Linked DNA regions of Homo sapiens: all the other regions are linked to region 1. A link is a loop called in an ENCODE intact Hi-C map of the cell type or tissue named here. Cell type or tissue: breast epithelium. All regions are shown on one strand. Region 1 overlaps CMIP (c-Maf inducing protein). Region 2 overlaps CMIP (c-Maf inducing protein). Region 3 overlaps LINC01229 (long intergenic non-protein coding RNA 1229).

Region 1 (4,000 bases):
TGGTTTTGGGGCAGGGAGAACTGAGTTCTTGTCCCTGTTTCGGGGCTTGAGTTATGTGACCTTGAGTGAGTCGAGTCTAGGGGAGACTCAGTTCCTGCTTCGGTCAACAGGGCTTCCAGTAACCTCAATAGGCTATTGGGAGAGGATCTGGCCCTCGTCAAAGTGAAACTGCTTAGAAGCCAGAAGGCAGGTTCATAATAAGTATGTAAAGAAACAGACCTTTCAAGAGTCCTAATCTGTGCCAGGCAGCCTTTTAGGAGTAACACGTATATGATTTCAGTGCTTCTCAAACTAAGTTCCCAAGGAACATGAAGTTCCGTGAGTGGGCCCGAGATGTTTTAGCTGAATTCAAATTCTAGCAACTGACTTGCAAAAACATAATTAGGTTGAATGGATTACATTTGCTGAAATTTTAGGGGTCCTGTTTCCTTCCCAATCTGGACTTTTCTTAAATAATTGGTAACTGTTACAGGTTGAACATCCCTTACTGAAAATGCTTGGGAACATGTGTTTTGGATTTCCATTTTTTTTTTTTAAATTTTGGAATATCTGCATTATACTTAACCAGTTGAGCAACCTAGTCTGAGAATGCAAAACCTGAAACTCTCCAATGAACGTTTCCTTTGAGTGTCATGTTGATGCTCAGAAAGTTTCGGACTTTTGGCCAGGCATGGTGGCTCCCATGCCTGTAATCCCAGCACTTTGGGAGGCTGAGGAGTGTGGATTGCTTGAGGCCAGGGGTTCAAGATCAGCCTGGCCAACATGGTGAAACCCCGTCTCTACAAAAAATACAAAAATTATCTGGGCATGGTACTCGCTACTCGGGAGGCTGAGGCAGGAGAAGCATTTGAATCCAAAAGGCGGAGGCTGCAGTGAGCTGAGATTGTGCCACCACACTCCAGCCTGGGCGACAGAGCGAGACTGTCTCTAAAAAAGAAAGTTTTGGACTTTGGAGCATTTCAGGTTTCACGATTAGAGATGCTCGACCTGTGCCGCCATCTGTGAGTACTTGAACAAGGAAAGAGACGGCTGTGCCATAAACAAGGAATCACAGGAAAACTCAGAAGTGCCCGCCCTTCTTTCTTGCTAGTTTCGTGGTGTGTTCTGCTTTGCTTGTCTGTTTTGGTGGACACACAGTGGTGCCAATTCGTATTTCCTAAAAGAGCCACATTGGCTGCTTGTAAAGAGACCTCTCATTTGAACAGTGTTGGCAAGATCGATTGTTCTGGTTCTAGACAGAGCCCCATGGCTCCCACCACCTGGACAGGCTTAAGGCATATGGGGGTATCTAATGTGTTTACAGAAGCCAAGGCAAAAGAAAAGCTTGCGAGCTATGAATTTGCTTTTGCCCAATAAGCTGGCTCCCGAGGGCTGCGGGAGGCCGTGAAGCCAGGTCAGCATCTGAATGAACAACATGAGTCTCTACCGGTCCCCATGAGACGTCCTGACCTAGGTGAGGTTGGACCCAAGATACCTAGAATGCAGGCATGTGAAAGGATGTTTTTTGGATCTGAACACGCTTTTTTTCTTTAGTGGATATGAGTGGAGTTTGAGCAGCCTGTTTATGGTAGATTATTAACTATCAGTCATTTTTCAGCTTCGGGGAGAAGCCTGGCCTTGGTCTCTCCTTATGACTGCTGAGCTCTCTATGCCTCAGGCACTGTGTAAGAGCTTTGTTTTGCTCATGCCACCAATTTCTTTTGATTATGACAGGTTCTCTACTATCCCATTGACTGATCAGCTGCCTAAGACTGACGGGATGCAGTGACTAGCAGGCGCAGGGTAATAGGGGCTGCAGTGAGGATATGAACCCGTCTGTCCTTACTCTAAAGTCTATATTTCCTGCCACTGAGCTACAGTGCTCCACCACCCATCCAAGAAGCAGTTCCTTATTTTGGGCTGCCAAGGGCAGCTCGACACATCCATCCCTCGCCGCCACCCACGCACCTTTCCAGGAAGGCTTTGGCGACCACGGACATCATTTCCTTTGTCCCAGTCACAGGACAGCCCATGCATTCTACAGGGAGCCTTCTCTCCCCCAGGGCCATTTTCCACCCCTGGTAGAGCATGTCCACCAATAGCCACTGCATTAGAGGGAACACCTGACTCTCGAGCTAAGCGGCCACTTTACACGCAACTCAACAAAGGCCTGGGAGGGTGGGGACAGCCAGCTTTGCTTTGCTGGTGGACGGACAGTTCTTTCTCGGAACTGTTTTGCGTCCTTAGCAGCTCCCTCCACGATGCCCCTCTGCCTGCTCCCTCCAGATCCTTCCACCTTCTGGTTGGTCTGGTGATGCCTGGAACCTCTCCAGAGGAGGCCTTGCAAACAACTTGGGCAAACAGAACAGAGAAACAACCCAGCCCCAAAACAGGGCACGGAGGTCGAAGGCAGATGTTTGTTTTTCCAGCTACTAGCTCCAGACCCCTGGCTGAAGGTGCTTACGGGGTTCAGACCACAGACATCTCCTATGACAATGAAAATGTGGCCATGTATCAAAGGCCCTTGCAAGTTAGGCACAGTGCCAAGCACTTTATGCATATGAGAGGATCGCATCTTCAATTCTGTGAAATAGGTACTCGTCTCAGACCCAATTTACAGAAAACAACTGGGCACAGAAAGGCCTAGCAACTTGTCCAAGGCCACCCAGCTACTGAGGGCAGGACAAGGTCCTTCCGACCCTACAACACGGTTTCTCACTCTTCATCTCCATAGTTACATACTTGCCAGAAAGTCTCTACCAACCCGGGTTTATCTCACATCTATGTGCAGGGGCATAAGCTTCATCACTGGGCAGACCCGGGCGAGGGTCCTGGCCCAACACTTAATCTGACTGGCCCTGTGTAAGCTACTTAACCTCTCAGCACCCCTGGTTACTCCTCTATACATTTTAATACTTACCTTGCAGGGTCCTTGGGAGAAACTGGGGAGGTCTAAGGGCCATCAAACTGACCACTGCAGAGCATGCATGAGTGGATGCCGGGTCAGGCAGCCTGGGCTGGAGTCCCAGCTCTGTCCCTAAATGTCAGCTCTCTTCAGTAAAGTAGGGTGAGTAATGCTGACTCCTTGCCTGACACAGTAGCTTCAAAGCACATGGAAACTTCTTCCATTTTCCTACTTTAAATATCTTTATTCCTCCATCCTAGCACTTAAGGGTCAGCTGCCTTTGAGATTTTTACTTTAAAGCCCAAGAAGCACCCTCAGCCAGGTGTCTGGTCCTAGGTGTGGTGGCTCATGCCTATAATCCCAGCACTTTGGGAGGCCAAGGTGGGAGGATCACTTGAGCCCAGGAGTTTGAGACCAACCTGGGCAACACAGTGAGACCCCATTGTTAATAATAATAATAATAATAATAAAGCCCAAGGAGGGATGTGAAGGCCAACAGTCATGCGGTCACCTGAAGCACATCTGAGAGGGGAAAAAAAATCTTGCCCGAGGCCGGCAATGGGGCACGTCTGCTGCCCTCAGCACTGCCCTGATTTAATAAGGGTGTGGTGGTGGTTGAGCCTGGTGGCGCTGAAGTGGTGGCCAAGTTGGTCTCAAAAGCGCTTGGCAACTCTAAGGTGGAACTTCTAGCTCCATTACAAACTTGCCACGTGAGTTGGGCAGGTCACTCAGTATCACTGGGCCTCAATTTCCTCATCTGTGAAGTGAAGACAGAAAGGCCCATCTTTCAGAGAGAATGTGAGTTTTAAAAGAGAGGCTGTCTCACTTTGGGAGGCCAAGGCAGATGGACCATTTGAAGTCAGGAGTTCAAGACCAGCCTGGCCAACACGGTGAAACCTTGTCTCTACTAAAAATACAAAAATTAGCTGGGCATGGTGGCGCACGCCTGTAATCTCAGCTACTTGGGAGGCTGTGGCAGGAGAACGGCTTGAACCCAGGAGGCGGAGGTTGCAGTGAGCCGTCACGCCACTGCACTCCAGATTGGGTGGCACCTGGCACCTGCCTGGCTTACTACAGGTGAGCAGGGACCCCTTCTCCAGATGAGAAGTCTGCACC
Region 2 (4,000 bases), 97 kb after region 1:
TCATAGAGTGTATTTACACAAACCTACATGGTATACGGCCTACTACACACCTATGGCTGGGCTACAAACCTGTACAGAATGTTATTGTCCTGAATACTGTAGGTAGCTGTAGCACAGTGGTAAATATTTGTGTACCTAAACATATTTAAACACAGAAAAGGTACAGTGAAAATATGGCATAAATGATAAAAACGATTTACCTGTACAGAGCATTTACCATGAATGGAGCTTACAGGACTGGAAGCTGTTCTGGGTGGGTGAGTGAGTGAGCGGTGAGTGAATGTGAAGGCCTGAGACATTGCCGTACACTACTGCAGACTTCATAAACACTGTACACTTAGGCTACACTACATTTGTAAAAAATTGTTTTTCTGGCTGGGCGCAGTGGCTCACGCCTGTAATCCCAGCACTTTGGGAGGCCGAGGCGGGCGGATCACGAGGTCAGGAGATCAAGACCATCCTGGCTAACACGGTGAAACCCCATCTCTATGAAAAATACAAAAAATGAGCCAGGAATAGTGGCGGGAGCCTGTAGTCCCAGCTACTGGGGAGGCTGAGGCAGGAGAATGGCGTGAACCCGGGAGGCGGAGCTTGCAGCGAGCCGAGATTGCGCCACTGCACTCCAGCCTGGGCGACGGAGCGAGACTCTGTCTCAAAAAAAAAAAAACAAAACAAAACAAAAACAAAACAAAACAAAACCAAAAAAACACACAACTTTTTTTCTTTTTCTTTTTTTTTTTTTTTAAGACAGAGTCTCGCTCTGTCGCCCAGGCTGGAGTGCAGTGACGCAGACAGGGCCCCTGCAACCTCTGCCTCCCCAGTTGAAGCGATTCTCCTTCCTCAGGCTCCTGAGTAGCTGGGATTACAGGTGCACACCACTATGCCCCGCTAATTTTTGTATTTTTGGTAGACATGGCGATTCAACACGTTGGCCGGGCTGGTCTCGAACTCCTGACCTCAGATGATCTACCTGCCTCAGCCTCCCAAAGTGCTGGGATTACAGGCATGAGCCACCACGCCCAGCCCCACAATGCCTTTCTCTGTATACCTCTTGAAAGACTTGCCTGAGGCTGTTTTATGGCTCATTTTTTTATAACTAGAAGGAGTATACCACAAAATAACAATAAAATGTACAGTAGAGCGAATGCACAAGCCAGTAACTTAGTTGTTTACCATCAAGTCTTATGCACTGTGCATACTGTAGGTGCTGTGCTTTTGCACGACTGGCAGTGCGAGAGGTTTACACCAGCACCACCACCAACACCTGAGCAATGCATTGCACTATGACATCTCTACAGCTATGGCATGAGTAGGTGACAGGAATTTTTCAGCTCCATTATGATCTTATGGGACCACCATCACACACCGACCACGTCACTATGCAGTGCATGGCTGTTATCTGTTTACATGTTTATCTTCTCTGTCCTTACCTGAACTTAGGAATATGAAAACAGATTTTAACTACTGTGGTCGTTGCTCTATCTCCTGCACCTAGAACAGCTCCAGAAACACAAGAGGCTTTCAATAAAGAGGCACAAAAGAATCATGAGGCTGGCCCAGCATGAAATAAGTGACCACTGATGCTGGTGTCATAATAAATGTTCACCTTCACCCCACTCTTGGGGGTCACTCTTACCCCAAGCCCACCTAGGCCATGTTCGGGGTCTGATATCAAACTGTCTGGTTTGCTCAGCCAGGCTTGGTGTTCCCTTTTAAATAAAAACAAAAAGCGCCACCCTCTTCTTCTGCCCAGCATGCCCGGCCTGTGGAGGCCAACAAGCTGGAAGCCGCACACAGAAGAAGGAAGTCCTGGTGGCTCTGGGCGGCAGGAGGGGCGCCCAGGCCTGGTTGCCAGGTAACCCCGATCATTCACAAACACGGGGTAATGCGGATCCCACAAGGAGAGGGCTGGGTGTTTACTCAGACATCTTATCTACTGGGCTCGCCTGCCAGTGTTTGCACCTTGCTTTCAAAGGACAAAGTACCTGGTGGCGGGGTTGGGGAGGTGACGCTGAAGGGAACAAAGTCAGGATGGCTGCAGGCGGGAGGAACAGTGGGCCTACTGTGCGCAGCCACTCTCAACACATTTTATGCCAAGCTCCTGGCATTGGGGACTGAAATGAGACAATCCAAGAAAAGCTTCCTGGGGTGCCAAGCAGCAAATACTCACAGCTGCCGCAGCTGTGTTCATTCCAAGATGTGCTCAGGACAACTTTCCCAGCAGCCTGCCTGGCTGGCCTGCCTCCTCCCCACGCCTCCTGTCTTTCCTTCTGCCCCTTGCTCACTCCAAGCCAGGCTGTCTCCACCTGGGCACTGTTGACATTTGGGGCTAGGTCATCTCTGCGGTGTCCTGTGTGTGGCAGGGCACTGAGCAGTATCCCTGGTCTCTACATGCTGTTAGTGGAAATGTAAAATGTGGCAGCCACTATGGAAAATAATCTGGCAGGTCCCCAAAAACTTAACCGGAGAAGAGCTGTATCATCCAGACGTTCCATTTCCAGGTACAGACCCAAAAGAATGGGAAGCTTGGTCTGTGTGTGATACCTGTAAACCTACGTTCACTGCAGCACTATCTGTAACGGCCGAGAGGCGGAAGCAGCCTCGTGTCTGCTGATGGAGGGATGGAGAAGCACGGCCTGCATTCACCGCAGCACTATCTCTAACGGCCGAGAGGTGGAAGCAACCTCGTGTCCTCTGATGGACGGACGGATGGAGAAGCATGGTGCAGCATACACAGACAATGGAATATTGCCATAAAAGAGAAAGAAATTCTGACACATGCTACAATATGAAAGAATCTTAAGAACATGACGCCTAGTGAAATAAGCCAACCACAAAGGATAAATATTGCGTGACTGCATTTACAAGAAGTACTTAGAGCAGTCAAATTCGTAGAGACAGAGCATAGAATGGTAGGTGTCAGGGGCTCGGGGAGGGGAATGGGGAGTTAGTGTTTAACAGGGACAGAGTCTCTGTCTGATAAGATGAAAAGAGTTCTGAAGATGGAGGGTAGTGATGGTTGCACAATGGGAATGTACTTAATGCCACCGAACTGTATGTTAAAAACACCTCCGATTTGGTGAATTTGATGTTATGTGTATTTCACCACAATTGTCTTGTTTTTTGAGACAGGTTCTTGATCTGTCAACCAGGCTGGAGTGGAGTAGCAACATCATAGCTCATTGTAGCCTTGAACTAGGCGATCCTCCCACCTTGGCCTCCTGAGTAGCGGGGACCACAGATGTGCACCACCATGCCTGGCTAATTAAAAACATTTTTTCTGTAGAAACGAGGTCTCACTGTGCTGCCTAGTCCTCCCATTTTTATTTATTTTTATTTTATTTTTGGATTTGTTAGCATGATTTAATCAATTATTCCACATTATAAACATATATTAAATTATCACATTATACTCCATAAATATGTAATACATACAACTATTGTTTGTCAATTAGAAAAAAAGAACGAAGAGGCTGCCAACAAGATGGTAAGTACACAGTAATAAGTGAATTCAACCAACATGAGTGAATTCAACCAACATCAGTAAATTCAACCAACATCAGTAAATTCAACCAACATCAGTAAATTCAACCAACACGAGTGAATTCAACCAACATGCATTTGGCATTGACATGGCCTTGGCCTTCATGGAGCTTCATGATCTCGTGGGGGAGGTGGCTTCTCATTTTTAAATTAAACTTTTCATTTGAAAGTACTTTTGGATTTACCGAAAAGCTGAAAAGACAGTAGAGAGGATTCTGGTAGCCCTCTCACCCAGCTTCCCTTGGTGTTGACACCTTTCAGACCATGGAACATTTTCGTCACAAGCAAGAAACCATCATTGGTCTCTGATGCTGAACTAACCCGGACACTTTGCGTGAACTTCACCAGTTTTTCCCAAGTGTCCTTTTCCCGTCCCTGGATCCCATCCAGGGCACCACATGACATTGAGTCATCGCGCCTCCTTGGCCTCCCTGGTCTGGGACAGTTTACGCTTTCC
Region 3 (4,000 bases), 1.9 Mb after region 1:
CATTCCACATAAAAATTTCATAAGGTAGATATTTCTCTAGTTTCCATATAATTGATGAGGAAATGGAAGAATAGGGCATTTAAGTGGATGATCCAAAGCCACTCAGCTATCTCAAAGGTTGAAATAAGATCAAATAAGACGCATGTAAAATCTTTGGCGCAGGACTGGTCCTACTAAGCACCTGATAAATGTCAGAGGTTGCTATTATTATTACATCACTCTTGTCAACTTAGCCATCTTTTTCTTAGCTAAATATACTCTAAAAGAAATAGGTACATACAGGGTAACCATATCTTTTTTTCTTAAAATGTAACAGAAATAAATCTATTAAGTTTTGCATGTAATTTTGACCTCACAATACACACATACGTACACACACACACACAAATGCACGCATACCCACACAACTAATCTTGCTCATAACTCTGTATTTTATAAAATGTGCAAAGCATTGCTTTTAATGGCAAAAAACTGCAATTACTTTTGCACCAACCTAATATCAAAAACACGTAGAGAATCCATTCTCTGTATAGGGAGATGTACATATATAAGACCACATAAAACTATTGCAATACACACCCTCGAGAAATGACATCATGGTACTCACAGTGGAGAACAAAAATCCATATGCTATAGTGACTCTCTTCCAAAGAGTACAGTATAGAAGGTAGGGGACATGAGTTACTGTACAGTGGGAAAACCTGGCAAACAATACTTCAGCCAGGTAATCCAGGTCAATGGCAACAATTTCAAATCATGTTGATAGTATGTGCCCTTGATGTGGTGTGATGAGAAGGGCATTTTACCTCTGGAGTCTTTCTCCCAAGATCCCTTAAATGCAGTTCAATCATGAGAAAGTCATCAGAAAAAATTCCAGTGGTGGGACATTTAGAAAATAACTGGCCAGTATGTCTCAAAACTGTCAATGTCATCAAAAGCAAGGAAAGTCTGAGAACCTGTCCCAGCTCATAGTAGTCTAAGGAGATACAGCAACTAACTGGAATGTAGAATATTGGATTGGATCCTGGAATAGAGAAAGGATATTAGGGGAAAAAACATGGAAATCTGAATAAATTAGGGACTTTAGTTAATAACAATGTATTGATATCAGTTTGCTGATTGTAACAGATGCGCCACACTAATATATTAATAATGAAAACTGTGTGCAGGGGGAGGGAAACAGGTAATATGAGAACTCACTACTATCTGCCCAATTTTTCGGTAAATCTAAAACTGTTCTTAGTTTATTAATAAAAAATATAAAAATAAATTTTTAATAAACTTCAAGAATGCGTATAGCAAACAGAGGCCTGCCTTACTGCCCACATGCCAAGCTCTCACTACCATGACCAGGTTAAAGGGGGGCCCCAGCCAGCCAAATGTTCAGGAGGAGAGTTCTTTTGCATGTTCATTCACTCCCTGAGACTGGAGCCCATCTGGCCAGTAGGAGCATCCGTAACCTAAGGGTACCTTTGACATTGGAAGTCCCCAGAGCAAATCTTGGTACCTTCTGAGGAAGGCGGTCCTTTAAGGACAATGCTGGGGACATAGTGAATCCATGACTTCCAAAATCAAGTCTGTGTCCTTTGGTCAAACCTCCCTTCTCCATTTCTAAGTAGGTTGGAGAGGCTGAGAAAAGAGGCAACACTCACTTATGCATTGAAGTATCCTAAAAATATGTATTAACTGGTAACCCTGTGTCAGTCTCTGATCAGAGCAAGTGCCTCGCTTCAGGGAGCTTAAAGTCTCCTGAAAAAGAACAGGGAGGTGGCCCTAATACAAGGTAACACCAAAGCTCTGCCTTATAAAAGACCCCAAGACAATGATCTGTGAAGGGCAGGACGGGATTATAAATCCCCATGTGCACTAAAGGGAAGGGTCTAGAAGGTCAATGTTTAGATATGAGGTCGCAGTGGTGCACAGACCTGGAGTCTCTCCCATGAGCTTGCAGCCCTCTTTCTATTTGCCTTGTCCCGTCTTTCCGGGATAAAGGCAAGCCTAAATTCAACATTTAAGAGAACAAAAGAGAAGCAGTGTGACCCAGAGACTACAAATGTTTTTCTTAAGCAACCACAAGGGACAGGCTGTTTGGTGAGCACACTCACCAGATGGCTGGGGCTCGTCAGCTGCTTCCAATCAAATCTTGCACCACTGAGTTGGTGCATCCCACACACTCAGCAAGATTCTGCTGAGGTGGGGGGGAAAAACACCCTATTTTCTCCATACCTAGAAAGTGTGCTCTTGGGGTTTGCAGGGCAGAATCCAAAACTAACAAGAAAGTATCAGGAGAAGGCAAAAGGAAACTGAAGACAGCACCCTGTTCTGGGCCATGTGTTTTGGTTTAAGTTTATGATTTTGGAGTAAAGGCAAGGAGAGAAACTGGTTCTTCAAGTCTGTGTGGGCAGAGAGAGGCAAGAAAGGGTTGGAAGAGGAGATGGAGGGAGCTGGCTGGGAAGAGATTAATGAGAAAGAGGGAACAAGAAAGAAATTAGAACATCTAAAGATAATTTGCAAAGATCACAAGGTGCAGAAGCTCAATTTATGACGATTAATATTATTTTGTAAATTAGATCTTCTTTACTTAATTTCAGATATGGAGAAAAACAAAGGCTGAATTTATTCATTTATATATAAATATGAATGTTGTACATATGGATATATATTCACATGTGTGCATATAAATATGCAAACATACAAGTATATACACACATATATATAAAATAGGAATTTTGGAAAACGCACCTTAGTGGAAATTTTAAAATATATATCCAATACCCTACCTCCTTAAAGACCAGAATGTTTCCTTTTAAAGAAATGACTGTTAGAACAAATGTTCTTCCATGAAGGGGTTTCAGTGAGGAATGAGATGCAATTCTAATCATTGAATATGATGATGTTTGACTTTTAGCACCTCCCTGTCCATGCATCCACAACAAAATATAGCTCCTGAGTTTAACCTATAACCTAGACAGCACATTGGGCTTTGGAACACAGAACTCCCACAAAGATTCCAGTAGAAACAAGTGGACATTAAAATGCTGCCTCTAACAGACACTCCCTCTCAATCTGTCTCCTTCTCAATCTGAATGATGAGCTTTTCAGATTTTTCCTAGAAACAGAACATCTTTTCGGGCACCGGAACGATGCTTGCTGAATTGGACACCCCTACATAGTTCATAGGCTCTAAAACACAGGGAATTGCAAAAACACCCAGGTTTGCTGAGGACATTCAGTGTCATGTAGGTATGCACACCTTGCCACGTCCTGGGGCCACCAGGCTTGTTCATACCTGCTTATCCTTCCAAGATGCAAAGCAGGCAGATCTGTCCCTACGAGACACTTACATAAAAGAAAACGCCACACTCTACCTGGAACAGAACACATGCCCCATCCCAAGCTATTCCAGACAGCAGGGATGGAAGAGGCCTTATTGGAGTTCAACAAAAGGCTTAGTTTTTGCCTTCTTCTCCTTTTCCTCCACTAAATCACGGGAATATAAAAATTAAGCCGAGCAATCTCTTACAAATGCAAATAAAAATTATCACTTAGATTATATACCTCCTGCTATCCAATGCTTCTTCCAAGCCCAGTATAAAAGCACCATCAGACAGGATTTGAGCACTGGACATGCTAAGGTTGAAAGTGTCTTAGTATGGCCGGACACAGTGACTCACACCAGTATTCCCGACACTTTGGGAGGCCAAGGTGGCTGGATTACCCGAGGTCAGGAGTTTGAGACCAGCTTGTTCAACATGGTGAAATCCCGTCTCTACTAAAAATACAAAAATTAGCCAGGTGTGATGGCAGGCTCCTGGTAATCCCAGCTACTCAGGAGACTGAGGCCTAAGAATCGCTTGAACCCAGGAGGAGGAGGTTGCAGTGAGCCGAGATGGCACCACTGCACTCTAGCCTGGACAGCAAGAGCAAAACTCCATCTCGAAAAAAAAAATTGTCTTAGTATGAACTGGACACTTGTATGTATGAACTGGAATATTAAACT

What was found. A loop is a pair of places that touch in the nucleus more often than their neighbours do. Peaks named below come from ENCODE experiments on the same cell type or tissue, not always from the same donor. Only the 100,000 strongest peaks of a DNase experiment are listed, where the experiment ranks them.
Region 2: a loop joins it to region 1, with 6 times the contacts of the local background. A loop is called at or near these places in 1 of 110 quality-filtered maps.
Region 3: a loop joins it to region 1, with 15 times the contacts of the local background. A loop is called at or near these places in 1 of 110 quality-filtered maps.

The regions. Positions count from the first base shown.
Region 1 is chr16:81,653,586-81,657,585 of GRCh38, reverse strand. The region is part of intron 4 of CMIP (c-Maf inducing protein); the gene reads right to left. Among named protein-coding and RNA genes, the nearest start is that of MIR6504, 44 kb to the right of the region's middle. RefSeq lists an enhancer at 3,431-4,000. In breast epithelium, no CTCF peak of the experiment used is centred here; a DNase peak (open chromatin) is centred at 1,957; H3K27ac peaks cover 741 bases.
Region 2 is chr16:81,556,891-81,560,890 of GRCh38, reverse strand. The region is part of intron 1 of CMIP (c-Maf inducing protein); the gene reads right to left. Among named protein-coding and RNA genes, the nearest start is that of MIR7854, 25 kb to the right of the region's middle. RefSeq lists a silencer at 1,753-2,047. In breast epithelium, a CTCF peak has its summit at 1,926; a DNase peak (open chromatin) is centred at 1,850; H3K27ac peaks cover 1,368 bases.
Region 3 is chr16:79,774,801-79,778,800 of GRCh38, reverse strand. The region is part of intron 1 of LINC01229 (long intergenic non-protein coding RNA 1229); the gene reads right to left. Among named protein-coding and RNA genes, the nearest start is that of MAFTRR, 6.3 kb to the right of the region's middle. In breast epithelium, a CTCF peak has its summit at 2,091; DNase peaks (open chromatin) are centred at 2,110 and 3,270; H3K4me3 peaks cover 347 bases; H3K27ac peaks cover 2,245 bases.